Linked DNA regions of Mus musculus: region 2 is linked to region 1. A link is a loop called in an ENCODE intact Hi-C map of the cell type or tissue named here. Cell type or tissue: gastrocnemius. All regions are shown on one strand. Each heading gives the region's core, and the rest is flanking DNA. Links, peaks and the distances in the headings are about the cores only.

What was found. Hi-C counts contacts between places; a loop is a spot of excess contacts. Peaks named below come from ENCODE experiments on the same cell type or tissue, not always from the same donor. Only the 100,000 strongest peaks of a DNase experiment are listed, where the experiment ranks them.
Region 2: a loop joins it to region 1, with 1.9 times the contacts of the local background. A loop is called at or near these places in 2 of 42 quality-filtered maps.

The regions. Positions count from the first base shown.
Region 1 is chr14:76,310,706-76,325,793 of GRCm38, forward strand. No RefSeq gene overlaps it. Among named protein-coding and RNA genes, the nearest start is that of Gm41215, 56 kb to the right of the region's middle. In gastrocnemius, for the core only: no CTCF peak of the experiment used is centred there; a DNase peak (open chromatin) is centred at 7,961; H3K27ac peaks cover 3,065 bases.
Region 2 is chr14:76,368,468-76,383,555 of GRCm38, forward strand. Gm41215 (a long non-coding RNA gene) reads right to left here and starts at 5,752. Exons shown (of 3, transcript XR_874834.3): 1 at 1,491-5,752; 2 at 609-743. In gastrocnemius, for the core only: no CTCF peak of the experiment used is centred there; no DNase peak of the experiment used is centred there; H3K27ac peaks cover 886 bases.

The DNA of each region.
Region 1 (15,088 bases), core at 3,886-11,885:
TAGGCCCAGCTGGGCACTCCCAGCAGGTGGGTAAGTTACATAGGTGTCCTGAAGTTGAGTGATTACGTCATCACTCCCTTTCCACCTGACCCTCATTTCCCCCACTTAGGCAGCCATTCTTACAACCGGGAACAACTGGGGTCTTTAAAAGATGTCAGTAATTCTGCCTTAAATCTCTGAATACAGAAAGAAACTATAGATAGTAGACATGTGCCTGAGTACCCTGAGATGTAAGCTTACCTGGGTCTCACATACATGGCGGCAGCTGAATTTCTAAAAACCTATATTGAGATCCTGGGTTTTTTTTTTTATTTGTTTTGTTTTTAAGATATAGTCTTCAGGTCTTACTATATAGCTCTGGCTAGCCTAGAGCTTACTATGTAGAACAGGCTAGGCTTGAACTCATGGAGATGTGCCTCAGTCTCTGAATTCAGCTAGGATTAAAGGTGTGTGCCACCTCACATAGCAAAATCCTACTTTTGTAAATAAACCCTCCTAGGAATTGTCAAGATGACAGTGCCTGACAGGACACATACATTCTAATTTTTTTTTTTTTTATTTAATTGTAGACATTCAAAACTAAGTATCCTTACTTTATCATCAAATACAGTTGATTTTGTGTCCTTTAACTCGTTCTGCTATTTGCTTTGTTTTCAATAATGCAATAATCTTAAGAATGTGTGTCTCATGAAATTTACAATGATTTGGAAGATATAATGTTTTATTCGGAAGGATAAAGTAATCAACAGTTGGGTTTTCTAGCACTTTGAAAGAATGTACCAGCAAAGTTTATGAACTGACAGACTCCTGAGTTACCAGGAAGCAATCTCTGCTGTAATAAATGCCATCCTGTCTTAAAAGCCAGCTGGAGTTCTGAGCCCAGGCTTCACCCTCTGTCGTGTGGCAGCTAGTGTTGTCCTACTGTGTAGGAAGGATTTCATCTCAATCCTTCCTGCTAGAAACTTCTGGAGTCTCACTGTGACAGCACCTCCCACTTGGCACTTATCCTCCGGGCCATCCTTGCAAACACACCTAGGAATATTGGCTACATCCTCCCTGGATAATTCTCACAATAGTTTTGCAGTCCTTTATCTGACCTACTTGGTCAACACGGCGCCTTGACTCACAGATATCGGGTAAGAGAAAGGCCTGCAGCGTCACTGGGCCATTCCTCAGGGTGGGGCAGGAGAGAGATGCAACTGGATCTGCCCCTTTCATTGGGAGCATCAACTCCTCAGGGTACTCAGAGTGAGCCTGGGCTCCGGCTGCCTGAGGAGGGACGAACCTCGCCTGGTCTTCCCCTTTGCCTATAGCCATCCTCCCTGTGGTCATCATTTTTTTTTTTTCCCAGACAGTTTCACTTTATAGCCCTGGCTGTCCTGGAAGGCATGCTGTAGATCAGGCTGGCCTCCATTTCACAGAGATCTGCCTGACTCTGCCTCCTGAATGCTGGAATTAAAGGCGTGTGCCACTACTGTCCAACAATGGTAATTCCTTAAGTTATACTTTCTATTTGTGTGTATGTGTGGTGTATGTGTGTATGTGAGTTGTGTGAGTGTGTATACGTGAGCTGTGTGTTTATCAATACGTAAGCAGTAGAGGCCGGAGGTCATTAGAATGCTCAGCGCCACTCTACCTTACTTTTTGAGACAGGGCCTCTCCTTGAACCTGGAACTCACTGATTCAGCTGACTGGCCAGCAAATATAACAATCAATTATCTGATTCTGTCCCCTAGTTCTGGGGTCACAGATGAGTCTTGTTGTGCCTTGCCTTGCCGTGGGTACTGCAGGTCCAAACTCAGCTCCGACCTTTCACACTAAGTACTGAGCTGTCACCCCGGCCTGAAGGTTTATTTTTAAGATGTACTTTAGGGCTGACAAAGTGACTTAGTGAGTAAAAGTGCTTGCTGCCCAAGTGTGATAACTGAGTTTGACCCCCAGAGGTGGAAGGAGAGAACTGACTCTACAAGCTGCCCTCTACCCCCCCCCCCCACCACGTCTGCCACGCATGCGCACACTCACACATGCGCATATCCACTCAGTGCATTCCCCCCCACTCCCACTCCCTACCCCCCACGCATGCCCACACATGTTCCAGGCCAGTCAGGCTATATAAATGACACACTGTCAACCTAACCAAAACATGAAACAAAAGTCCACACGTTTTGCTGCGTTCTAGCAGTGATGCGGCCCCTACCACAGCTTTGCAGTTGAAACAGCAATGACCATTGGCCTAATTTTACATTGACCTGTGTGTGCTCCTGCACTCGTTTGAGCATCTGGGAGCATTTTGCAAAAAAGACAAGTGATTTCTTCTTTTAGTTTTATGAGACACTTCCGGGGCACACCAGAAGTAGGAGACCTTTAGCCCCACTGCCTTTCCCAGAGACTTTTTCTAGAAACAGTTTCAAGGGATTTCATCCATAGTCCGCATCTCTACCAAAGGGCAATTGAGAAAGGGAGGCCAAATAAAGGAGGGGAGACAAAGCAATAAAAGCTCTTTTCTAACCAGTCTGCCAGCGTTTAGATGCTGTGTGGTGGTCCCTTCTCCACACCCCCTGGATGCACACCTGCCTGTCACTGCTCAGGGCAGAACTGATACACTGGCGAAATGGATGGAACCTTCCGTAGGGATGAGTGGGATAGATTCACCAGGAGATAGAGGCCATTCAGTCCCATCTGCAGTGTTCTGGGACTCTGGAAGGTCATGCGCCCAGGACATGGAAAGAGAAATTTGGGTCTGTATTTGAGTCAGCATGAAGTAGCTCTGTCATTTTCTAATTCCCATTTAGGAGCATCGGGCAGCACCTAGAAGTGATGGGAGTCTGTAGGTGAGGGCTGTCTAGCATTAGCATGTAATTACCATAGATTAGCATATCATTAGCATGCCACTATTACAGACTTAGGATTTGCCTGGTGCCTACCCCAAGACTCAGCTCGACTTGCTCACACACCATCTTGCACATGGCGGCAGCCCCAGGCTGAGGGAAAACAGTGTGCTTACCACTTGTCCTGAAAGGCACTTCATTTCGTCTGTACTTTAGCATTTAAAGTTAAAAGATTTTCCTAAACCCACCAGTGACAGAAACCCAATTTGAACATATTTAAGGAAAATTGGAAAATGATAGGCTCTTGGGAAATCTAAGCGTAAATCTAGGCAGCTGAATCTAAGAGGTGAGGTCGTGCAATCATGCGATGTTTTGCCGTCTTCTGTCTTCACATTCCCTGTGTTGCCGTCACGTGTCTCCTTCCCGCTCTGCTGCTGCAGTGCCCACAAAGATCTCTAGCCTTACACATCACCACAGCGGAAAGCAGAAACAGCCGGGGAGGGACACCCTAGGGAGTTTTGTCCATTCTTGAAACAGCAACAGTGAGTTCTGGCCTAAATCACGTGTCCAGTTTTTAAGTTAAAGCATATCTTAAACTAACCCAAACCATATTGTCCAGGAACTGGGATCCAGGGCAGATAACCCATCTCTGCCTTTGGTATTTAGCTTTCTTGATCAGTCTGATATGCCCTAGAATCACCAGGGAAGAGAGTCTCATTGGGGGATTCTCTACACGGGGTGGCCTGTGGGCAGGTCTGTTGGGGATTATCTTAATATGTTAACTGATATGAGAAGACTCAGCCCACTGTGAGCAGCAGCATACCCTGATCAGGGGCGCTAAACTCCATAAGAGTACAGAGGTAGTGTTAAGTCCCAGGGAGCAGGCGAGCATGTGTGTCTGCTTTTTCCCTCTGCTCCTGACTGTGGCTGGGATGTGACTGATGTGACTAGCTGTTTAAAGCTCCTGCCTTGACTTCCCCGCAATGACGGATCATAACATGGAGTTGTAATAGACAGTCAAATTCCCTTTTCTCTAAACTACTTCTTAAAATGTTTTGAGATTATAATTACATTTCTCCTTCCCTTTCCTCCCTACAAACTCTCACTCACCTTCAAATTCATAGCCTCTCCCCCCCACTTGTTATTGAATATATATGTATATTCCTAACATTCCTAAATAAAACCTGTTTAGTCCATACAGGGTTGCTTGTATGTATGTTTTCAGGGCTGACAAGACGTTGATTTTTATTTTTATGTGCATGGGACTTTTGCCTGCACATATGTCTGCCCACCACATGCGTACATGGTGCCAGTAGAAGCCAGAAGAAGGTGTTGGATCCTTTGGCACTAGTGTTCCAAATAGTTGTGAGATGTCATGTGGGAGCTGGGGATTGAACCTGGGTCCTTTGGAAGAACAACCAATGCTCTTAACCATTGTGCCATCTCTCTATTCCCAATGTTGCTTTTTATCAGGGCATTTTATCACACCAGTAGAAATGAACACTTGGCAAGCAGCTATATATGTCTGTTTTTAAAATCCATACTATACTTAGGCTGTATGTAAATTAGATTTTATACATTATCATGTGTTTCCTGTGGCTCATTCCCAGTTAATATGAGAAAGAGCAAGGATTCTATGCTAGTGATTGTAAAGACAGACATATGAGGAGGGAAGGAAAGGTTATACAGTGGCCCTAAATATATAAAAGTGAGTGGATCAACTGACCACGTTCATTAGTGGTGAAAAACCAGAGATGACCTGGTAGAATAGTTTGGAAGATACTAACTTTCTTTCAAGTCATTTTTTTCCCCCAACCAGAAACGTTCATTGTAGGGGATCAAAGTATTTCTGCTTCTGGTTTGGGTGGATAAACAGGGAATGGATTTAACCCCCTGCCTTTCACAGCTGAAAGTCTGGAGAAGATATAAGAAATAACGTTCCTCAGATGTTACCAACAGGCAGCACAGAATCATGATGCAGGTGAAGAAAGGGTGAGCCTGTAATTGCCCCAGCTCGTGGCCTGAAGGCAGCTTCCAGGCTGGTGTCCAAGGAAAAAGAAAAAATGCTCAACACTCAGACTGGGTTGGGGGTGGGTGGGTGTAGACATCTGGATAAAAGTGGTACCTGAGCCACCAGAACCATGGAGGTGCAGAGAGAAAGAGAGGGAAGGAGGGGGGACAAAGGGAGGAAGGGAGGAGAAGAGGAAAGGAAAAATATCTCTATTAAGGGAGAGAGGAGGAGGGAGGAGAGAAAGATAGGCAGGCAGGCAGGCAGGCAGACAGACAGACAGACAGACAGACATCTGCAGAAGGATCTCTTTGGCTGAACACTGATCTATGTCACACAGGCTTCAGACACTTTGTTTCCACCAGCCAGAGGAGAAAGCTCTAGATCCCCCAGGAAGGGAACTCTCCTTATTCAGTTCACCATGATTATATAGCTAAACGACTTCTGAACCAAATCTCATTATGGCGAAAAGCCTTGAAAAGACCCACTATGTCCAGAAGTTAATGCTGTGCTGGAATAAAGCCCAGTAATCGTTAAGAGAACACGACAAAACCCAGCGACTACAATGTAGAATCATAATGTTAGGCATTTAGTCAAAAATTGTCAGGCAGAGCTTGAGAGGTGGTTAGTTAGGTCAAGGCGCTTGTTACCAAGACTGGTGGTCTGACTTCTAGTCCCAGAACCCACACCGAAGAGGGAAGGAAAGTATAGAAATGGTAAATTAACAGACAATAACATTGAAGCATCTACTTCAATGATTCACTTTATATACGAGAAAGAGGCGACGATCAGGACCACAGTGAGAAGAGAAATGGCCGGTACAAAAAGAAGCAGCTGCGACATAAAGATGACAAGCACTATATCTGAAATGAAAAATTAGGAATAAGTAGCCAATCAAATGCCACAAAAGAAAAGATAAGTAAGGTGGAGACAAAGTAACAAAAAGACAAGTGGAAAAGAGGCGGTCAGGAAGCCCGAGAAGAATGAAGTGATTGTCACTGCACTGCCAATCTCATATTCAGGGGGAAGAAAATGGTGTGGGAGAAAGGAGAGAGACACTTTAAGACAGAATCTACTGAAACCCTTCAACTTTAATGAAGACCATCAAAGGAAGCAACCAGTCAAGCAGAGTTTAACGTTTAAGAAGAGCATAGCAAGCTGTTGACAACCAACAGTGAAGAAAATCTTAAAAGCAGCTGGAGAAGAGACTCACACAGGAGTAACAGCACAGTCGCAGCAGTTCTTGTCAGGAAGTGCCTGACAAGTAGTGAGACCACTACGGAGCCTCCACTCCCACCTTCACCCCCCACCCTTTTTTTTTTTGGCCACTGTGATAAATAGAGTTTAAAGAAAATACCGATTTTGGCTCATGATTTCAGAGGTATTAGTCCATGTTTGCTTGATTCTAGATTTTTGGGCCTGTAGTGAATCCATCCATTATGACGGAAGGAAGTTGTTCACTCTATAGTGGCCAGGAAGCAGACAAGAGAAAGGGCCAGGCATAGGACCTACCCTTCCAATGAACACCCTCAGTAATTGTCCTGATTATTTTTTTGTCAACTTGACAAAAGCTAGAGTCCACCCATCAGACTGGCCTGTAAGACATTTTTTGTTAAATGACTGATGCAGGAGATGTGGGACTGGGTGGTATCAGAAAGTAGGCTGGGTGAATACGGTTTTATTGCTGTGAAGAGACACCATGACCAAGACAACTCTTAGAAAGGAAAACATTTAGCTGGGGCTGGCTTACAGTTCAGAGGTTCAGTCCATTATCATCATGGCAGAAAGCACAGCAGCTTGCAGGCAGACATGGTGCTGGAAGAGCTGAGAGTTCTACATCTTGATCTGAAGGTAGCCAGGAGGAGGCTCTCTTCTGCACTGGATGGAGCTTGAGCCCCTAGGCGCCCTCAAAGGCAACCTGGACAGAGACATATTTCCTCCTCCAGCAAGGACACGCCTATTCCAACAAGGCCACACCTCCTAATAGTGCCTCTTCCCATGGGCCAAGCCTATTCAAACCACCACAGCAAGCCATGGAGGCCAAGCTGGAAATCAGTGTTCTTCTGTGCCCTCTGGTCCAGTTCCAGCCCTGGCTTCATCTCATAATGAACTATATGCTCTGAACGGATACAAACTCTTCTCCAAATTGTTTTTTTGGTCATAGTACTAGGAATCAAACCAGGGAAGTGACCTACTTCCTTCACCCAGGCCCTACTATATGATGGCACCGAACTATGACCCCATCAAAGGACAAATCCACTGATCCAGACAGAGGCCTTATGATCCAACGGTCTCCACGATGGGATCCCTAGTAGAGACCAACCTTCAAAGCACAGAGCTTTTTAAGATCCTTCACATTTGAACCATACAATGGATTATCAACTTTAAAGTAATGGGAGGGGAAAAATCTATTGTGAACTTTTACATTCAATAAAAATGCATTTTAAAAATAAAAGTAAACTTTAAAAAGTTTCAAACAAAAGTTGAACAAATCCACAAGTTTTGTGTAGTATAAGAAATATTATACTACATGGGATCTTTCAGGCATTATGTAACTAACCTCAGAAAAAAATCTAGGCAAATGATTGAACATGTCATCAATAGCAAATGGATGAATACTTTATTTTAAAGGATTTGTAATCTATTATAGTATTAACATATCCTAAAGCCAATGCATAAAAACAGCATAATGATATGAATGAAGAAGTAAAAGGGTACTTTGTAAGATTTCAGTCTTATTATGTGCAACAGTACTTTTTGACATTAGGTTGATATATGATATAAATTAAAAATATTACATGAAAATATATTCTGCAAAATATATCACATCAATGAAGTCCTGTAAAGATCCAAAATTCAATTTCAATGGTTTTATTATTTTAAATTTTTGTGTCTTTTACTCTGACTTTAAATCCTGACCTTTGTCGTTTCAAAATTTAACCTTCTTTTTCTGGTTCTGCATCTGTTCCTCTTTTATTAAAACAATACCAAATAAAACAGCAGGGGATATATTTTCAGCATCGTGCTGGTCTCACCCAGCTAAATTTGGTCTTGTGGAATTTGTTGGTTAGGACAAACGATGTGAGAATTCCTATGCTTGAAGTAATGCTGGCGCGGGGCCATTTCTATTTAAAATGATGCATTTGGAACAAACTGTGTTTACAAATGGCTTCTGTCTCCTACAAACAGCACAGCTTTCTGGTAGGAAAAACTGTGCAGGGTCTTTGACTTGAAGCCCCATCCACCCTCCACAGCAAAGGAGAGAACACACATTTCCCTGGTGCCCTTCTTCATTCACTGTGGATCGAATAGACTTCTGGAACTCACTGTGGAAAGTTTGCTTACTTACCAAGTAGCCGTTCTTGCCAGATGAGCAGGCCTGAATACCAACCTCTCTATTTTTTTTTTTCCACCAGTGCATCTCCCTATTTGGAGTTCAAGTCAGGAGGATCTCAGCCATCAGATTCAAACAAGGTCTGCAAATAGGGGGTGGGTGACCCGATGGTAGAAGACTGGGTCGAGTTAATATGGCTTCGTGGTCAACCTGAGAAGAGGTCAGGAGATCCAAAGACTGCCTCAAGTCTGTCGTTCACAAGACCAGAAATAAGAGCAGTTCCAGTTGCCTGGACTGTCTTCTTGCACTGGGTCAGTTTTGTTCTTTTCCCTAGATGGACCCCATAGTACTGGTAGGACATTGAATTTATTTGTTTTGGACATATATTAATGTACTTTAGAATGGCTCATGATAGCTAACCATATTGCCATTCATATTGTGGATTAGGATGAGTTAGAGTATGTAAGTCAGGACTCTACAATGACAACTGGTACAGAAAATAGTTTAGGTAATTCTGATTTGGGAAAACACTGAAAAACTTTCAGTTTAAAACTAAAAAATCTGGGTTCAGAAGGATTTTTTTTAAAAGGGTGACACATGAATTTCACATGAGAATACATAAATAAAATGGTCTGTATAGTATGGCAACAAAAATTTTCAGCCTAGCAGGGATGGTTTTGTGTGTGTGGGGGGGGGGGGGGCTGGTTACCAACAGTCAGGAAGGCTGACTCCTCAGCCACGGTGGGTGAAGCTGAGGAGACTTCATTTGCCTCCAGAGCCCACCTGGCAATTTGGAACACAAGTGACCTCTGGGCAGGGGAAGCTGACAAGAGCAGCCGTGCCTGGAAGTCAGCGTATGCAGGACGATGACACCTCTGTCAATCCAGCCAGCCAGAGAACTACTTCTTGTCACCCAGCGGGGAAGAGATACCAGGTTGTAACTCTTCCAGAAGATGAACGAAACCATTGGGATACCAAAGGCACAGAGGTTGAGAGATTTATGTAGCCCCACAGTTTGGAGGTCTGTTGGTGATAAACATATAAAGCCCTCACCACACCATGCTACAATTAAAACCGACTCTACACGGAATATGGCAACCAAAAAGTAGCCGGCTGTCTTAGTTGGGGTTTCTATTGCTGGGATAAAACACTAAGACCTAAAACAACTTGACAAAGAAACAACTCTCAGGCCACAGTCCATCACTGAGGGAAGTCTCAGCAGGAACTCAAGGCAGGAGCCTGGAGGCAGGAACCTGAAGGCAGAGACTATGGGGAAAGGCTGCGAATGAATTTATTCTCCATGGCTTGCTCAGTTTGCTTTCTATGACCCCAAGGACCAGCAGCCCAGAGGCTGGGACCACCCACAGTGAGCTGGGCCCTCCCACATCAGTCATGTATCAGGAAACTGCCTCAACACCTTGTCTAGGCCAGTCTGGTGGGAGCATTTTCTCAACTGAAGTTTCTTCTTCCTAAATGACTCTAGCTCGTGTCAAGTTGACGTAAAACTAACCAGGACACTGTGCAATCCTAAAAGGTAATCGTGGTTTATTACAGCTGTCAATAGTGTGTTCCTTGTAATGCCAACTAAATATTGATTTTGCTCTTATACCTGTGAGTAGAAAAAAACAAAGGAAGACAGGGGAAGAGGGGGTGACTGGAGCTGGGGGTGGAGCAAATCTCCTGTACTAAGGAACCAACCCAGTGATAACAGTAAGTTTCTAAAAGTACACAGAGTGGTGGCTTCCAATGAACAAAGGGTGGCTTCTTTCTTTCTTTCTTTCTTTCTTTCTTTCTTTCTTTCTTTCTTCCTTCCTTTCTTTCTCTCTCTCTCTCTCTTTCTCTCTCTCTCTCTCTCCCTCTCTCTCTCTTTCTCTCTCTTTCTTTCTTTCTTTCTTTTTCTTTTTTCTTTTTTTAAAGGTTTATTTTATGTATGTGAGTACAAAGCAGTTGTCTTCAGAGACACCAGAAGAGGGTGTCAGATCCCATTACAGATGGTTGTGAGCCACCATGTGGTTGCTGGGAATTGAACTCAGGACCTCTGGAAGAACAGTCAGTGTTCTTAACCACTGAGCCATCTCTCCAGCCCTGGCTTGCTTTTTCTTTCTTTTTTCTTTCTTTCTTTCTTTCTTTCTTTCTTTCTTTCTTTCTTTCTTTCTTTCTTTCTTTCTTTCTTCCTTCCTTCCTTCCTTCCTTCCTTTCTTCCTCTCTTCCTTCCTTCCTTCCTTCCCTTCCCTTCCCTTCCCTTCCCTTCCCTTCCCTTCCCTTCCCTTCCCTTCCCTTCCCTTCCCTTCCCTTCCTTTCCTTTCCTTTCCTTTCCTTTCTTTCTTTCTTTCTTTCTTTCTTTCTTTCTTTCTTTCTTTCTTTCTTTCTTTCTTTCCTCAAAAAAAAAAATACAGAAAAAGTTGATCCTTTACATGCCATGTAGCTTTGGCAGGACCTTTCAAGTTCCATTGCAGAAGCTATGAGGGATAAAATAAAATATTAGCCTAAAAGTAAAAAACTGCAGCTGAGAGCTGATCTAAAGAAACAGCAAGGTTTGAGTCTCTGTGATGTTTGTTGGCTGGCATGACACCCCGAGAGCTTAAGTCATACACATTTATAATCTCAATTATCCTGCATCACTTGTGGTTATAAAACGGAGACACTACTATAACAACTTGTGAATCAGGCTGGATGCTCCACGTGACACTTTACTCACTTATAAAGACACATTTATATCCATTCTCAAATAAAATTCCATTTATTTTCCCTCCTTAATTAATGGACTTTTTTATTTATGCAGGGTTTCATTATGTAGCCCAGGTTGGCTTCAAATTTAGATCCTCCTACCTAAACCTGGATTTCAGTTATACGCTACCATCCCCCTTAAAGTTAGAGATGATCTCTAAGGAGAGAATCATAGTGTTAATAGTTTATCTCATGATATTGCTTAAAGTAATTGGAATCAGTCAGGCAGTAATGGCATGCACCTTTAATCCCAGCACTGGAGAGGCAGAGGGACAGGTGGATCTCTTGGTTCAAGGTCAACCTGATCTACAAAGCAAGTTCTAGGATAGCCAGGGCTATACAGAGAAACCCTGTCTCAAAAAACCCCACAAATTAATAATAATAGAAATTATAAGAGGAAATAAGAAATAGAAGATGCCAGGCACTAAGCAAGCAGTCGCTGTCTTGTTTCTATGGAAGAGAGGATTTGTTCATTATCACTCAAAAAGTAAGTGATCATTTCTATGTTCTTGGAACCTGGAACTTCAATAAAGATATCTGATGACTTAGAAGGGTCTCAAATTATGTCGGAAGGAAGTATTTACTTTAATGTGATGGTTTTTTTTTTTTCAGTGTCTTGTCCAAAAATGTTCTTGTCACATGTGGTCTCATAATTAGGGCCAGGTGACTGGACAATTTAGGTCAATCCAGACGCCAAGTTCCAACACTCCGAAGGCCTTCCTAGTCAAGAGCCTCCAGACATCCCATGGAAACCCCAGGGAAGGCAGCTGTGCCCTGCTCTCCTGCTCAGCCCCACTGTGGTCTTTCCCTCCTGCAGGGCTAGCTCTCTGTTCTTCCTTTGGCTTTCAAGTCTGAAGTTGATGCTGATGAGGTTATACTGAATGAACAAAGACGAATCCTTTTGTTTTGTTTGGTTTTGGTTTTGGTTTTGGGTGGTTGGTTGGTTTTGTTTTCGAGAACAGGGTATCTCTGTGTAGCTCTGGCTGTCCAGGAACCCACTCTGTAGACCAGACTGGTCTAGAACTCAGAGATCCACTTGCCTCTGCCTCTGGAGTGCTGGAATTAAAGGCCTGGCATATAGAAGACATTTTAAAAGACTTCCTTAATGATTTTTCCACTCTCCTGGGATTTGTTCTTAGAGTATTGCCCTTACAAACCAAACCAACTCACCCAGAATCCATCTGCATCCATGGTCCTACAATCTTTCTGAGCTGAGAAGAACTGGGTGGCTGGGAGATAAGGAAGAGCAGGGAAGACTCACATACTCCGTCAGACTTTGAACTTAGGTGCAATGATGTACAAGAATTTCCTACTTAGACTTATTATGTATGATGTTTGCTCACTGACTGCTCACGGTGTCTACTGCGCTCTAGTTGACGAGAGCCATTTAGATACTTAAAACATCTTTTCCTCTGGGTCATTCCACTTTTATTCTTTACTTCTGGATGGACTAGAGTCTTAGGCATGCTAGGTGCCTGTCGTATTGCTGAACTGTATTTCCAGCTCTGTTAGTGAAACATTTCTTGAAGAATTTAAAGCATACTTGCTGTGGGATTTAAATGTCAAATGTCCCCAGGGGGTTCATGGGTCTGAACGTGTTGTCTCCAGCTCATGGTGCTGTTTGGGAAAGCTGTGGAATTTTCTGGAAGTAGAGGATTGTTGGAGGAGGCAAACAATTGAGGCTGAAAGTAAACACTTTGAGCTCTTACATCTGCCTGTATGTCCCATTTTCTGTCTGCCCCCTGCCTGTCAATGAAATGCTACCTGCTAGTCTTATGCTCTTGCCTTCATGGTCTGCCATGGTAGACCACATCCCCTCTGAAAGTGTAATGCCATATAAACCCTCAAACATCTTTCACTAGAGCATTTAATCATAGCAACAGAAACGTAACTAAGACAATAGATTATTCTCGTGATTTATTTATTTATTTATTTATTTATTTTTTACTTTTTCTGTCTTAGGGCTTGTTTGTTGTTGGTTTGTTTGTTTGTTTGTTTGTTTGTTTTTAAAGCTTCAGCTTGACAAGACAATGCCCAATGAAGCCAGACAATGGTTCATACAGTCTTCTGGGCAGTGTTATGCATCTTATGGGTGGCCGGGTTTTTAAAGTGGTGTCAGGTGTGTAGCTGGTCCCGGGATTCCCTGCTGAATTCAAGCTGGTCTACACTTTCCTCAGACCTGTTCCCACTGGTCATAACACTGGGAACAAGGTGAGACAGGAGTCCTAGCACTCACTGCTGCTGCTGGTCACTAATGTGAGGCTAAAGGGAGAATTCACTGCATTCCTGGAATTGGCTCACTCTCTAAAGCCCTTGTGTTGGGGCGGGAGCTGCTGGCTCGGGCTGCTCCTGTGATCCCAAGACTCTGCTCAATCGTGGGAACCTGGAGCTAGCTTCTTCTGGAGTAAACTGGCTAAAATAACTTAGATGTGCTTAGATGGGAAAGAGAATCCAGAGAGGGATGGTCTGAGTGGATCTGAGGCCTGTCTGGGTAACTTGGCTCGTATTTCCAACAGAGTGGCTTCCCCCATACATCTTGGAACTGACCCCAGTCAAAAAGGTACTGCAGGTACCTGCTGTCGTCAGGAGTGGAGATGAGAGTTGAGGACATAGCCCAATGGTAGAGTGCTTGCCGCTCAAGGGCAAACCCCTGGATTTAAAGCTCTTGCACCAAAACAAAATCTTAAAAGGCCAAAACAAAATAAGCAAACAAACAAACAGCAAAAGCAAGCAAGCAAACAAACACACAAGAATGAAAGAAACTAATAACAGAAGCCACACCACAAGGGAAGCAGAAACTCAAGGCCACTGCCTCCCTCCCTGGTTTGGCTACTGTCCAATGTTTCTAGATCTTCTCAGATCCTGCAGCAAAACCAACAGAGAGATGCCAAGATGATTTTAGCCTTTATAAACCCAAAACCCATAATGTGTAATAGAACTCATGTGATTGACTCTCAGGTTTCCCTTCGGGGAAAATCAGATACATAAAGCAATCAGCCATCCCTAGGTCCCATATGCACCCCACCCATGCATATGCAAGGCCAACTTTATGACCACCAAAAGATATGCTAACTCAGATTTTATTTTGAGCTAAAATAGGCACACATTAAGCTTTAGTAAAACTTAACAAAGGGTTGACACTGGTCTTTCTCCGGTGTTCTGGGAAATACAGTGAGAGGCTTCCTAGAGTCCCACCATTTGGAGAGATTAATTGCACTAGCATAATTCATTTTTTATTTTTAGGATTTGGTGGTATAATACAGTTTACATTTGGCAGGTTGTATGGATTTATGGGGTTTAGAATGAAAGTTTCAACAGAATTAAATCGGATGGGAAGAACTCAACGACAAAAATATTTCCCTAATGAGATCAGACACCTCTCCTATTTATCTGTCACATAAGGTAAAAATGAGGACAATTTGGTCCATCACATGGTATCAACTAAAAATATTAATGAGAGCAGAGTAATAGTTATTTTGCCTTCATCTAACCCTTCTGAAATCCCTATATTTAGAAACATTCTCAGTTATATAGTTTTACATCATAAATTTCAGTTCTTTTCACCCCTCCCCACCTTCACCCCCCTCCCTCTCCCACTGAAACCTCTGCCCAACAAATCTCCACCCTGATTTCAGGACTCTGTGTGTGTGACCCACTGAGATTAGTTGGAGTTCCTTGCCCGAGCATGGGTGGCATGTAGAATCAATGGCTACATCGTTGAAGAAAGTACTTGCTGTCCCAAAGAATCACTAACTACCAATTGTCCCTCAGGGGGAGGCAGGCCTCCTGGGCCTCTTCCATGTGTGATAATATGTTGACAGGCCCAACCTTGTACAGGTCTTCTGCAGATAACCACAGATGTAGCCAGTTCACGGGTGAAATAGCTAAGCCATATCCCAAAGATGTGTTTCTGTTGCTCATCCACACATCTTCAGCTCTTGCATTACCTCCCTCTCCTCTTTGGAGACATTCCTTGAGCCTCAGAAGGGATGCTATGACTTTGACGCTTAGAGCTAAACACTCCATCACTTATTTTGGTACTTTGGTCAGTATGGGTTTCTGCATTTATATGCTACCTGCTGTAGTAAGAGGCCTTGCTGATGAAGGCTGGGCATAGCACACTAATCGATGGTTATAAAAATGACCTACTCCTACTCTTAGGTGTCTACCCAGGTGAACCAAAACCTCCCG
Region 2 (15,088 bases), core at 4,546-12,545, 58 kb after region 1:
CAAAAACAAAAACAAAACAAAAAAACATGCAGACTTTTGTTCAAACTAAAACCATCACAACTGCGATCCTGGGTATTTCTTAGCAGGGATTCCTTTGACTTTAGCCTCAAACTGTGAATCCTAAAGGGCACCCTGGCAACCCTGGTTCACTCACTATTGCTCAGCTACACGGTCAATTGCCCCATTTTCCCCATGATCCTCTCTGATTTGAATTCCTGCCCACCTACACCCAGAGCTGCAGTTGGTTTTCCTCCTGGTAACTCTTATTGCAGTAAAATTCCTATGTGATCCACCGGTTACTTATCACACAATGCCTTTTCTTGCTACACGCGTGTCTCATATCTCCCACAGACATATCTGCACGCCAAACCTGAGCTCTGGAACCTTTGTTTTGTTTGTCATTAGTTCTCATCATGTAGTCCAGTCTGGTCTGGCTACTTAGTGGCCTTGCCCAGCCTCGGTCCCCATCCGCAGGTTGCCAGGGTTACAGGTGCATTGCACTAGCCCCAGGGTATCCTCCATTGCTTGGTATCTGTCTCACTTGGTATACCGTGGGTGCTAACCTAATTGTTTTGGTTGCTATTTCAGAAACTGAAGTAACGCCTTACCTTTGTACGGTAACCTTGAAAAATGTTCTTCCTGGGGTTTGGTCTCAGTTTCCTCGCAGGAGTGTGAGTGCAGACGGAAGAGAACAGCCTGTTCATTCACTTGCTCAGTACCCACCAAGTACCTCTGTGAACACGCTGCCAAGTGACACGAAGCCAAAAAACGGTAAGTGAGAAGCAGGCAGTTCCCTAAGGACATTAGGAAACGTGTGGGATATAAAGTAAGAGTGAACATTCTCTAAGGGAGAACACTATGTGTCAAGACATGTCACCAGTCTCCTACAGAAGGGACCTTGGCAATAGCTAACCAAACGTCATATACCTTTCCCCTTGCACATGACCCAGCACTCTCAGTCCCAGGAGTTGATCCCCAGACAGGACTGCAAATGTGTGAAACAACACACGTGTGAGATTTTCACTGAGGCAAGCTTACAAGAGGAAAAACTAATAAACAATGTTAATACCTAGCCTTAGAAGACAGGTGAAATAAATTATGGGGAAGTTTGATATATGTTATTTAAATAATTTTATAATCACATTGATTTTATAGTGATTATAAATATGGGAAGTGTCAAATATGGGTTGAGTGAAGTGATTTCCATTACACAGTGTTAAAAATAAAAAACACAGAGAGAAGGCATCTGAGAGAAAAAGCAAGATAGAATATTGAATACAATATGCCACCTAGGAAGAATTTTTGCTAAAATCATGGCTCTAATCTTGATTAAGTAAGCAGAAAAACTCAGGATGCAGTACATTTTGAAAGATAACTAGTCTGGGTTCTAAAATATGAACTAGAATACAATGTGTCTTAGGGCTACTATTGCTGTGATGAAACACCACCACAAAAAGCAAACTGGGGAGGGAAGGGTTAATTAGACTTACACTTCCACATTGTAGTCCATCACTGGAGGAAGTCAGGACAGGAACTCACACAGGACAGGAACCTGGAGGCAGGAGCTGATGCAGATTCCATGAGGGTGCTGCTTACTGGCTTGTATCTCATGGCTTGCTCAGCCTGCTTTCTTATAGAACCCAGGACCACCATCCCAGGGATGGCCCCACCCACAGTGTGCTGGGCCCTCCCTCACCAATCACTAATTAGGAAAATGCTCTCCAAGCTTGCCTGCAGCCCTACCTTACAGAGGCATTTTCTCAGTTGGGGTTCCTTCCTTTCAGATGACTTTAGCCCGCATTAAGTTGGCATAAAATTGCCACCACACAATGTCAGTAAAGGAAAAGTACAATGAAATTCAGGACACTGCTGTAAGTTAAAAGAGACAAAAACCAAAACAGGCCAGGTGTGGTGGCGCACGCCTTAATGCCAGCACTCAAGAGGCCGAGGCAGGTGGATTTCTGAATTCAAGGCCAGCCTAGTCTACAGCGTGAATTCCAGGATAGCCAGGGCTACACAGAGGAACCCTGTCTCAAAAAGCCAAAACCAAACAAACAGTATTGAAAGTTGACTGATGAATCTTAAGGAAAGAATAAGATGAGGTTAAAAAAAAACAATTTAAGGAAAAACTCAGAAATTTTTAAGATGAGCTATTTATTGAGTTGGTTTTAATTTAACGTATTTAATGATAATACTACTGGTGTTGAATGGTAGCAAAAGGAAATGGAACAGATGGATAGATAAATAGGCAGACAGACAGGTTGGCAGGTAGATGACAGACAGAAAGAGAGAGATAGGTAGATACAGAGATATATGGTAATAGAAGGTACAAAGAGATAATGATTATGTGTCAATTTGTTAACTGGTGAATTTAGACGAAATACAGACTTTCACTTACCATTCTTCTTACCTATCTTTGCGTTTGGAAACGTTAATTGTAAGTAACTGAAGGAAGGAAAAAAATCACAAGAATTATGCACATGAGGATGTTTTTCATTCCAAGTATAACTTGACTCCAAACAGGTTTCTCTATAAAGGCAGTTCAGATGATGTCATCATTTTCTCTCTTTTGGGAGACCTTGTCTTCTGTTCGTCCTGCTGTTCCACGGGACAGCGATAGCAACCCCCACAGGAGAGAAGGAAGGCCAGGGATGGAGCACGAGTGTTGCTTTCTGATTGGCCCAAGCTAGATCGCTAGCCCAGTCGGTTGCTAGAGTCATCCATATGTAAAATCCAGATGCTGTCACCAAAAGGCAGGCAAGTGGGTATGCCAGCCGATGCTCCTCACGGGAGAAAGCAGGGGGAACAGCAGCAACAACATTAGAGAAAATTAAGGGGTTATCATCATTCGACCATGCTGATCCATAGAGGAGTCATCACGCACATCTACTCCTCACCCCGTGACTTGGGGATGACAGGAGACGATTGTCCTTCCCTTGAACACCTACAGCAGAGGAGCAAACTGAAAAGCAAATAACTAGACTGCATCTAGATTGTCTCAAATATGCATTTGCACTTGAACCTGAAAGCCAAAGTCTGTATTTGAATGGACCTTGACCAACGGGATGGAATAAAGGTCTCAATCTGATAACTAAGTATAAGATCTGAACTTCTGCCAGAGACCACCACAGGCTTCCTCCGTGCTCACTACGGCCGAATGGATTTGATTTGTTAGTGTTGTGGGGGCTGGGGGGTAGGGGGTGTACATGGGTGTGTGGAATCCAGAGGACATCCTTGAGATGTCCCTCAGGTTCCATCTACAGCAGCTGATGTTCTCTTGCTAATTGTGTCACCCTAAAAAACCTGTTTGCAAGGTTCCACACGTAGGCTAAAGGAAGCCTGTTCCCAGCTGGCTCTGATTAGTAGTTAAGAATTGCCATACAGCCTATGGCTGGACAGAGGGAGACGGGCGGGGCCTTTAGCTTTACACGGGATAGGACATGGAAATAAAGAGACAGAGTCACCATGATCCGGAGGGAGACAGATCAGATTTAGAGCTGCAGGAGGAAAATCATCCAAATTGTAGGTGAGAAGGAATGTGACCCCCGAAAGGGCTGTCCAGAAGCGTCTTGGGCAGCAAAGACTAGGGAGCCGCCCAGAAGGAGCCAAGGCTACAAAGATAAAATATAGAATATAGAGGGTGTTAAACCAGGATTACAAGAGGGACGTGTGTGCTAGCCGTGGGGAGGATTAGAACTGATCAGCCTTTAAGATAGCCAAGGCATTTTAAAATTAACTGGTGGGTGTGTGTGTGTGTGTGTGTGTGTGTGTGTGTGTCTTCCATTTGGGAATCCAAATAGCTCATGAGCAAGTGCGCACATTTGACCTGCCAAGAGCCAACATAGTGTAGCCAACTACCCCTACACCATCCACTTCTTTGTTGTTTTGTTTTGGAGACAGGGTCTTTCATTGGCTTGAAGCTCACTGGTTAGGATACTTTAGCTGGATAGCAAGTCTCAGAGATATGCCTGTCTTGGTATTGGTGCTAGGATTAAAGAGTGAACCATCATGTTTGGCTTTTTTTTTTTTTTTTTAACATAAGTTCCAAGGATCAAACACGAGTCCTCACACGTACACGGCAAATGCTTTAGTGATTAAGCTACCTGTCTCATCTCTGGATTGTTCTTCAAACAGTGTATTAGTGCTCAAAAATTGCCCAATTTTTTTCTCCTTTTAAACATCGAGAAATAACCCTTTTCTCTTCTAAGCATGTACAAAGACCTGCCAACAAATTTTTAATGTTTTATCGTAATACATATATATATTGAATCCCATTATGGCTCATGGAGCTTATAAATAGTGTCACAAGACAAAGGTATTCATAAGCTGCGGTTTCATGTGAGATTCTTGAGATATTCAGTCTCTCAGAGGACCTGTCTCATCAGTCACTTTGGATGCTGCAGATAAGATTTACAGTGTTGCTCATAAAACGTTAGAGGCTTTTCTGTGTGATTGAAGCACCCATCAATTACCGATGTTTCCCGGGTGGTGCGGTGAGCTGATCTGCAAAGTGATGCAGACTCAAAGGCATTCTACTGGTGCCTGGAAAACCCTTCATACAAGCATGCCCGGGAAGGTGATGTGGACAAATTCCAAGTCTGCCCTTCGATTAGCAGGGGCTATTCTAGACAATGGTTAGACTATGCAGGTTCTGCAAGGTTTTCAACTGTCCTGTGCCCCTTTCAGGGCTGTGACCACAGCCATGACAATGGAACATACTCTGTCAGAGTCCTCTCTGAATTCTGTTGTACTGAAGGTGTGCTGTCCACACAGGACCTTTCTAGACTGTTCTCATAGGGATATAGGCTTCATCTCTATAGATCTTTCTTCTCCCTGGGATAAACAGACTTAGGGTATAGGGAGCCATGGCAAGGGGATTCCCCCTCCCAGCCTCAGCTCTTTTGGCATGTCAGCCTTTACCAGTCACCACTGCCTAAGACATGTGTGCAGCTCTCTTTCACATCGCCCTTGTAGGTCTTATGATATATATGTATATCATTTTGAATTTATTCTACAACCTTGCATGTAATTTCCCTTAATCTTAAATGTCAAGGGCTGGAAGAGAGTTCACATACTGTCTATTGTGTTTATCTATTAAAAAAACAAACAAACAAAAAACAAAAAAACAGGCTGGTGTGTTCTCCTCAATAGGGCAAACTATTCGCAACCATTCTAGCCAGCCTTGGATCTCTCTCTACCCTGCCCCATGCCCTCTGTTGACAGAGGTCCTCCCCCTCTGAGTTTAGGGTAACCATCTTTTCCCCTTCATTGCATTCCACAGATTTAGCCATCCCAAAGGGCTAATTTGGTAGTAGTTGGAGAAAGCCACTGGGGCTTTGAGCCTGTGATTCATTTCCGTTGGCCTTACAGCAATGATGGAAGGCTCTGAGTCAACGCATCCCCTTCTCGGGCCCGGTTGCGTGCTGGCTGCACAGCCAGGCCCCTTTGGCTCTCACCGAAGGGGAAACTTAAGCACTAACTGAGATTAAGTGACTCTCCTGAGGTCAAACAGTAAGTCAGGGATGGAATGAGAATTAGAGTCATGGCTTGGGAGAGCCTTGAGGATGGGGAAGAGGGTGATGATGTAGGGAGACCACCTAGCTGTGTTACTACCCTTTCCTCCCATTGCAATGACAGACAACTCTGGCTCTGGATGCTTTTCTCCAGTTAATAATTCATTCCGAACCTCAATAATGAATTAAGAGTGCTCGTGCTCACGGCATCCTCCGGTGACAGTTTGTGCTCTGCTCCAGGAGGAAAAAAAAAAAAAAAATATATATATATATATATATATATATATATATATATATATAAGCCATCTGTAATGTTGATGCAGTTCAACTCAGTTTGACATGAAATTTTTAGCCCACACTGTGTGCCAAACATTGGGCTAGTTCTCTGAAATGCATATTGGGGAAAGTGCAACACCTGCCCACGGGAACTTGGAGTCTAATGCCCTATTTGTGCATTACATGGCATTTTATTATTTGTACAGTTTCTCTTTGGGGCTGACATAATGCTGGGAGCACATATTAGATTTTGACTTACAACTATGAAGAATACGCAGCATTCCCAAAGACATGATTGGTTAGTTTTTATTCAGCCGGATGAACTGGTGAATGCCAGCACACACACACACACTGACATCAGCTGCCGCCCTTCAGTTAGAGCCTTGGAAAGTCTATTGTAAATCCTTCAGTGAAACGTTTTGGCAGGAATGCTCATCCAGATATTATTCAGAGTAGAACTAAAACTGAGCACACATCTGTTGCGATGCCTCTACATGCAGGGAGGTCCGTGCTGGAAGGTCTAAACACTGGGGCTTTAAGTGCTTTGTCCAATTACATCTCATTTCCCAATCAGTCCTAACCATGAAAGTTGCTTTTCTGTTTGGAGTAAATAAAGTAGCCCTGGCACTTCCTCGTCCAGCCACATCTTGTGTTTCCCATTATTGTGACATGTTTTTAGAGTTTATGGCTGATCCAAGACTACGTGAGAACAGACTCACTGGCAGAAATTCTGTTGAAAACAAACATCACACACAGGAGGAACAGGTTGGAGCATGTAGTCTATGAAGCCCATTCGTTTGACAGACATTGATCAAGCACCCCACTAGACTTGGTACTTCTGACTTAAGCCAATGATCGATGTCTTTGAGACCCCGCTCTCCTCATGTGTGAAATACTCATGACCACCTCATACAAGGGTGATGGTCACGAAGGACAGACAGGTACTGGGTGAAAGTTCTCAGTCCAAGAACTCTCGAAACACTGCTATGGAGGAGAAACAACGCAATGAGACACTCCTACCTCTCTCTCTTCAAGTTGTCTTCACAGCCCTGTCTTCTTGAAAAAGTGAAAGTTCTGTGGTGATTTTCTTTCTCTTTGAGAAAAAGAGAGAAGCTAACACAGATATGCTTTCACATGCGTGTCTTTTGATCTCTGCCAGTCCTCTTCCTGAGGTCTCGGGTCTCACAGCGTCATCTATCCTTCCTATGGGTCCTAAGAATTCATCCTTCGAGGATCACAGCCCATTCCTTCCCGATTCTCGAAGACCTCCTGCTGTCCAGAGCATCACTCCCTTCCCACGCATCTTGGAGTCCTTTACCTTCCATAAATAATGACATTGACTCTCTTCTTGGCTCCTATTTGACACTGGGCCTGGCCAACGCCAGCTCCCTTTCTCCTGGAAGTCAAGGAGACTCCTCCCTTCCTCTCCCCCCCCCCCCCCACGCCCACTCACTCATTCCTGAAGCCACATCCTCTGACTCTATCTTCCTCACACCATGGAGAGAGCTCTTGTCAGTCACCATGTGTTTCTAGGCCTGTGGGTGTTACTTCATCCTATTCTTGGTTCCTGGTGTCTTTTTCATTTGGCCAATGCTGAGAACTGAACCCAGGGTATCATGGGTGTTAAATGCTGGTGATTTGTTAAGATTTCTGCCTCTTTCATAGTATGGTTATTTGGGTTCTCTACTTCCCTCCCAGGCCCTATCAACTACTTTAGGGGGTCCCACATCCATTAGACCTGAGGATACTTACTAATCTTGTCTCCAACTAAGTCCCACTTCAACCTCAGCATATCTAGTAAGTAGCCAGTTCTTTGTCTTATGTCTCAGGTTTCATATTCTACAAACCCTCCTTTGGAATGTGGTCCCACCACCTAACAACCATTTCAAGTTACACATCTTGCCCCCAATTGCTTCGTATGTGTACAATTAATAGCCAGCTCCTGGGAATTGTATGTCTGATATGCATGTTGACTTGGTTGACTGTCTTCATACAGGATTCCTGCCTTTCTTCTTCTTATTTACACTCGAAGAGCTTCCTATTGCTAGTCTCCTCTGTTCTCTTCCCATTGTGCTACCAAGAGAGTGATCCCTGCCCCATCTACAAAAGAAAAAAGGGCGCCATGAGCCTATGCAGCAAGTGTTGTAAGATACAGCAAACCATTTAGGGTGAGATTCATGAGCTACAAATCTCCAGAGAGGGAACACTCATCCCTTGATTCAGGTGAAAAAGGCCTTTCCTGGGGGGTGGGGGTTGGGGGGGAGACCTATCGAAGATCATCGGCCCCTTTTAATAGATAGTTACTCACTCATATGTTGATCATTTTCCAGACCAAGATAGGCACAGCCAGAAGGAAACTTCAAGTGCCCTCAGAACAGTGGACCGCCAGGGGCAAGGCACTTCAGTGTTCCTGAAACCCGAGCATCTCCAGGTCCTAGTTTGTCTTTTAAGCACAGTCTACATTGACCCATATCTGTTGGATGGGTTTCAAGTTCAGCCCCTGACTCTGCCAGCGTGCTCCCTGACTGGCCCCACACTTCCCATCTCCTTTTAACTTGAGAGGCAGGCTAAGGGAGGGATTGTTTGCTGTCTCCTGGAAGAGAAACTCTAGAAGGCGGTTGGTGTAGGCCTCTCCTGCAGGCACAATGACCACTTGATGGCTCCCAGACTTCCTAACAGAGTCAGTTCAGTTCGCAGTGACACCAAAGTGTGTTTAGACAATCATCGGGGTTTGAGTATTTCACGTTCAATTTTAGGGCCTATCAATAGACATGCAGCAATTCTATTTTCTAGGTAACATCAAATGTTTTTCTCTGTGAGCTTGATTATGAAAGTTTAACAGCTCACTTACCATCTATCTCCCACTTGCCCCTGTACCCTGGATATAAAAACAAATATTTCCCTTCATTCAGGGGTGATGTATTCCACATCCTCTATCAGATGAGGAACGGGACCTAGAGTCAATTGAATAAAGATATGTGCATACGTTAAAAACTCTAAGTGATAAGCTTTATAGTTATGTTCACAATTTTATTAGAGAATTCTACTTGTATAGCACATAATGTAGTAACGTGCTTTATAGGCATGCTCCCATCCCCCACCCCACAGAAATGACTCCATTGGCTTTTTTCTCGACTATAGGAATTGAGGGAACGGCACAAGGAAAAGACAACTGAAGGAAAGGTCACAGGCATCGATTTGACTGCTCAGCAGATGATTAACTATGTCTGCAGAGCAACCCCTGGGGCCAGGAAAGCTACCCTCACTGTCAGACATGCCCAGGTTCTCCCTTCAGTGCTGCAATTGCATCTTTGTTTTGTAGGCATCCATCAGTATCCTGGTAACTTTATTTGACTGTAGTTTCCCCTCTGTATTCAAGATTAACCAAGTATGTAATAGTCCCCGTTGTCTCTCTGGGTTTGGGTTTTTATGTCAAGAAGAAAAGAAGCAAGAGCTAAGAGAAGAGGCAAGTCAGACCTAGTGTCTGGGAGATGACGTGGTGACTACCATCTTTTGTGAACTCAGATAAACCACAGCACAGAGATACTTTCATGGTAGACTGAACAACTGATTTTCTGTAATCGAGACTATTAATATCACTAATAACAAAGGTAGAAGCAGGTGTGTCCCAGAAGCTATGAATATGGACTAACACTTCTTTGTAGTTGACAACATCGTGTCACAATGCCAGAAGGCTAGAAATTCTTATTAGAACCTTTATCACTATCAAACATTGTGAACGTTAAATAAATATGAAAAGATCAATGGTTTAAAAAATAACATTATAGTTATTAAAACAATATTCATAAAATAACAAATACTAGTTCTGAAAATAGCATGCTTTCATTTAGATCCAGTGCAGAGAATTTCTGAAGGCAGAGACTGGGGATGGGTCTATGCTATGCTGGATGTTAAGATCAGAAAAAAAGCTGAGCACCTTTGGTCCACACAGTCTTTCAGGGGATCTCTGGACCTCAAAGCAGGTGCGCTGTTATACTTATGTGCACAAACATCTTCTCGTCCCTTTTCCTTCTCACTCTGATGCCTGACCACAGGCACTAGAGCCTGTATGTGCGCAACACCCTGGGGGCTCTTAACTTTACACGGACTTCCTCTGAAACCTTTCCCTGAGTTATCTTGAGCTAAGCTGATCTTTCTAAGCATCCAGAGGGGAAAAGAGAAAAAGCATCAGCTCTCCTGGCTATCCCAGGACACTGGCATCCTGTCTCAGCGTGGGAGAACAATGGGCTGTATTGATCCTTTTTTTTTCCCCCAGGTAATCAGAATCGAAACTTCAAAGTCCGTCTTTTCGATGTCAGTACTGTGTGATGGTGGGAAGTGTTCTGAACACCTGCAAGGCTCAGTTTCTCTACCTGAATAGTGGCAGGATGATAAGACTGGCAGGGTTATGGTGACACAGCTGAGAAGAAAAGCTTCTCGTTTTCTGTGTCTGTGTCTCTGTAGGGAGGAGAGCACTGGATTCGATTGAACATGGACAGATTCAGGAAAGGTGAGGCGTACATGTGTGCGTGGGGGCCTTTGGATGAAATGGCTCCCCCACATAGCTAGGGAAAAGGGGTTGCAACTCCACAGGGGAAGAGGGGGTGGGAGAAAGGGATTCTACAGAGGGAAAACGGAAAGCCAGGAGGTATGGATAGCTTATCCAATTATTCATTGCTGTGGTCGTGGTTCAGCCCCGTTAAGATGTAAAGCTCCCGTAAAGAGGTTTATGACAGCTATAATTTTTTGGAGGGTGCAGCTTTAAATCAGTAAGAGGAGTTTAAATAAAGTATTTTAAGCTGTTTATTCTTTGGGATTTTTAGTTTACATTTTTTTTTATTGGGCTGCTAAGATGTACTTACTTTTATCTCAGGATACAGCGTGCAGTGCTACCTAGGGGCTGCTGTGTAACTGGCTTTTGCCTCACTCTTGTCATAGGCTAGGTAAATCTTTTATAGATTTAGAGGTATGACCTGTGCTGGCTAGGTTTGTATCAGCCTGACACAAGCTGTTAAGGAACCTCCATTGAGAAAAATACCTCCATAAGACGTAAGGCGTTTTCTTAACTATCGATAAATGAAGTTCCCAGCCCACTCTGGGTGGTGCCATCCCTGGGCTAGTGTACTGGGTTCCATAAGAAAGCCATAGGAGCAAGCCAGTAAGCAGCAGCCCTCTGTAGCCTCTGCCCCAGCTCCTGCCTCCAGATTCCTGCCTTGAGTCCTTTCTATAATGAACACTGCTGTGGAAGTGTAAGCCAAATAAACCCTTTCCTCCCTAACCTGCTTTTGGTCCTAGTGTTTCATTGCAGTAATAGAAACCCTGACCAAGACATTACCACATAGTGGCACCGCTGTCCCTAGGGACAACAGCTCCCTTGCAGGCACTGACTGCCATGGGAATGACAGCAGCAAGGATAGCCATGAGGGGAAGCACTATGCTGTTTAAAGATATATTTCCAGTCTCCACTCTTTTGGCTGGGGAGACGGCTTGGTTGGTTAAGTGCCTGCTTGTGCATGAGGACCTGTGTGAGTTGCACCTTCCGCACCCATACAAAAAGCCAGGAGCTTGTAGACCCAGTGCTAGGAAAGCCAAGAAGAGGATCTCAGGGTTAGTGGAAGCATGTATTCTGGAGGAGAACTTACAACTGCTACTTCATTAAGCCAAGATGATCCCTAAGCACATTCTAAGTATTTTCCTTGTAACTGCTGGTCACTATTGCCCCCAACCCTCATCAAGGAAGATTTCCTTTACAACAGATAGACACCATTACATAAAAAACACAACCAGTAAAAATGCAGTTGTGAATCCCAGTCCCATTTACGTGTCTATAAAACACCCCTGAACCTAAAGCTTGGGGGACACTGTGGAAGAAGGGGTGGAAAGTCTGTAAGATCCAGAGTATCAGGGAGTTTGCTGTGAGATAGTATCTCCTAGGAATGTCAGTCAGAAGCTATACCCATAGTTTCACCAACATGACTGCTGAAACATGAGCTGAGCAAGGAACTCAGTAACAGACATGTTAATGTGGACAGGAGAAAGCCCAAATGGCCTCAGCCCTACACAAAGAACTACGGACGTACTGGCTAGTTTTATGTCAACTGGACACTAGCTAGAGAAGAGGGAGCCTCAGTTGAGAAGTGTTTCCATATGATCAGGCTGTAGAAGGCCCGTAGGAGCTATTCTTAATTAGTAACTGATGTGGGAGGGCTCATTGTGGGTGGGGCCATCCCTGGGCTGGTGGTCCCAGGTGCTATAAGAAAGCCTACTGAGCAACCAAGGGGAGCAAGACAGTAAGCAGCACCCCTCCATGGCCTCTGCATCAGCTCCTGCCTCCAGGTTCCTGCCCAGTTTGTGTTCCTGTCTTGACTTCTCTCAATGGACTGTGACTCTGGATATGTAAGCCAAATAAACCCTCTCCTCCCTACGTTGCTTTTTTTTGGGGGGGGAGGGGGAGGGTTGGTTTTGTTTTTTCGAGACAGGGTTTTTTTTGTGTAGCCCTGGCTGTCCTAGAACTCACTCTGTAGACCAGGCTGCCCTCGAACTCAGAAATCCACCTGCCTCTGCCTCCCAAGTGTTGGGATTAAAGGCGTGCGCCACCACTGCCTGGCCCTACATTGCTTTGGGGGACAATATTTCATCACAGCAATAATAACCCTAACTAAGACAACAGGTAACTAAGCAATGCTGAGAGGGGAGAAACAGCCTTCCCCAGGGAAGAGCACACCAATTGCTTATCCAATATCAATAGTCATTGCCAATGAAAACATACATACAAGTAACAGTATACATACTAGTAGATTGTATTTATATATTTAAGAATATATATATATGTATATATATATATACACACATATGCATATACATGTAACAAAAATTCATAAAAAATGCCATGAATTTGAGGGGCATATGGGAGTGTTTGGAGGGAGGAAAAGGAAGAGGAAAATAATATAACTACATTATAATCTCAAAAAATGAGAAATTTATTTTAAAGAAGAAAAATAAATACATATGTACAAAATACAAAATTGAGTAAAAATCGCTTGATTGCTGAAGGTTTCTGTCTACAGAGATGGGATGTGGCAGGAAGATTCTAGAGTTGAAGAAAGAACTACAATCACCCAGCCTAGGGATGGTGGCTCATCTCTAAAATCCGAGCACTTGGGAGGCTGAGGCAGGAGGATCATTGTGAGTTTGAGGCTTGCCTGGACTGCATGGTTAATTCAAGATTAGTCTAGGCTATGTTTAGAGACTCTGTCTTGAAAAGAAAGAAAGAAAGTCAGGAAAGAAGAGAGGGAGAGAGGGAGGGAAAGCCACCGTCTAAGAAAGGTGCCCATGAATGCAAGGTGTACTTTATCTGCTTATTTTCCTGGGGGTTGAAGCCAGAGTCTTGAAAATGTTAGGTAAAGTCTCTATTACTGTATATATTCTCAAAGTTTTGCCTATTTAAAAAATCTCGAGACAGCAAGAGACTCAAATGGATAGCTCTATATAGCAGTGTTATCTGGTTTAAAGGTATTTTAAATTTAGTAGAAAAAAATCTTTAAGACATAAATCTCTGTTTTGCTCATTATAGAAAAAACTGACAGGACAAATGCTCCATACTTTATAGCTTTTCCTGCTTTAATTCTATTTGCCAGGAAATCACATTTCCCCATTCTATTTATGGTACAGCACGTAGCTGGGGGTAAGGGCACATTAGAAAAAAATTGTAATATGTAATTACATCTAGTAGAGTTGTTATACCAAAATAGACTGACTTTCAAATAAGAAATCTGATTTAATTTTGCTATTTATAATCTTGCTAAGGACGTATTAATTGCAAGCAGTGAAAAAGGCATTGATCCAGACCTATTGTTTCATAATCATGTAAACAAACAATCTTTAAAAATGAGCAGGCCTGATCCATACCTTATTATTGCCATTGTTATTATTATTATTATAATGCTGGGGACTGTTAGGCTGGTCCTCCACCACTAATCTATATCCCAGGCATTATTAACTTTTTTGTAACAATTTAGCTACTTATGTCAAATATGATCAGTCAATCCAGTTGCAGAATTGTATCTGAGGAGTTAACAACTATTAAGGAGTGGTGATGGTTTTCTTATTTCAACAAGTTACCCGAGGTTTACCCACTTCTTCTCCCCCAACAGATGCTTATGACAAGTAAGGAATGAAAAATGCTACGCTGGTCTATTTACTTTTATTTAAAAAAAAAAAAAGGAAGAAAAGAAAAAGAAAAAACAAAAACCCTTTGCATGTTGTCAGCATTTTCTCTACGTAGTTAATTCGTTTGGAATGTAAGTTCTTAAAGCGGTAGCTTGTAGCTCTGATGTCATAAGCCACGGGTGTGCTGTTCTTTGTGTAAGTTCTTAAAGCTTGTAGCTCTGATGTCATAAGCCACGGGTGTGCTGTTCTTTGTGTAAGTTCTTAAAGCTTGTAGCTCTGATGTCATAAGCCACGGGTGTGCTGTTCTTTGTGTAAGAGGGAACAGAGTCAACGTTTGTGATGAGTTAAGGTCATGTCACTCTGGATGATTCCGTCATCATGGAACGGTGTGAGCATCTCATAAACGTGCCTGAAGCAACGATGATGGAGACCAGCACCACGGTGATGATGAGGGTGATGGGAACACACCTCTGCTCCCCAGCAGGAACTAATTTTCTGTCTTGCCTCTTATTGCAGCTGGGGTAGGCACAGAATGCTCCCCAATAGTTCTTGTGCTGAAAGGTGATCCCCCATCCCTTATCAAATACGTTTCTTTCTGTAGCAGAAGAACATTACAGAGAGCTTCAAGTAGGCAAAGAATATTCTCATGGAGACCCCTGTGTAGGATTTCCCCAGTTTAGCACTCTTGAATCAAGGATTAGACCCCAACATTGGAAAAGGGCCAGTCACACCAACTGTCCGAGCATTGGTTCAGTTGCTGGCTAGAAACAAAATTATTAGGCAAGGGTGTGGAGATGTATGACTGGAATCATAGCACTTGGGATCATGAGTGTGAACACAGACTAGACAGTACGAGCTTGTCTCAAAAACAACAATAACAAGGAGAAAAAAAAGCCAATGAGAGTCTGGAGATGTGGACCCATCAGAGCACTTGTCTAGTACGCAAAATCTCCTGGGATCAAAATAAAACAAAATAATTTAAGACTATAAAGATGTTCCTTGACTTATGATGTGGTTATAATGTAACGTTCAGATTGTGAAATGGATGTAGTATAGGACATCTACCAAACATTAGAGTTGAGTACGGTATACTGCAAAGCATCAGTTATTTTTCCTTGTGAGCACACAAC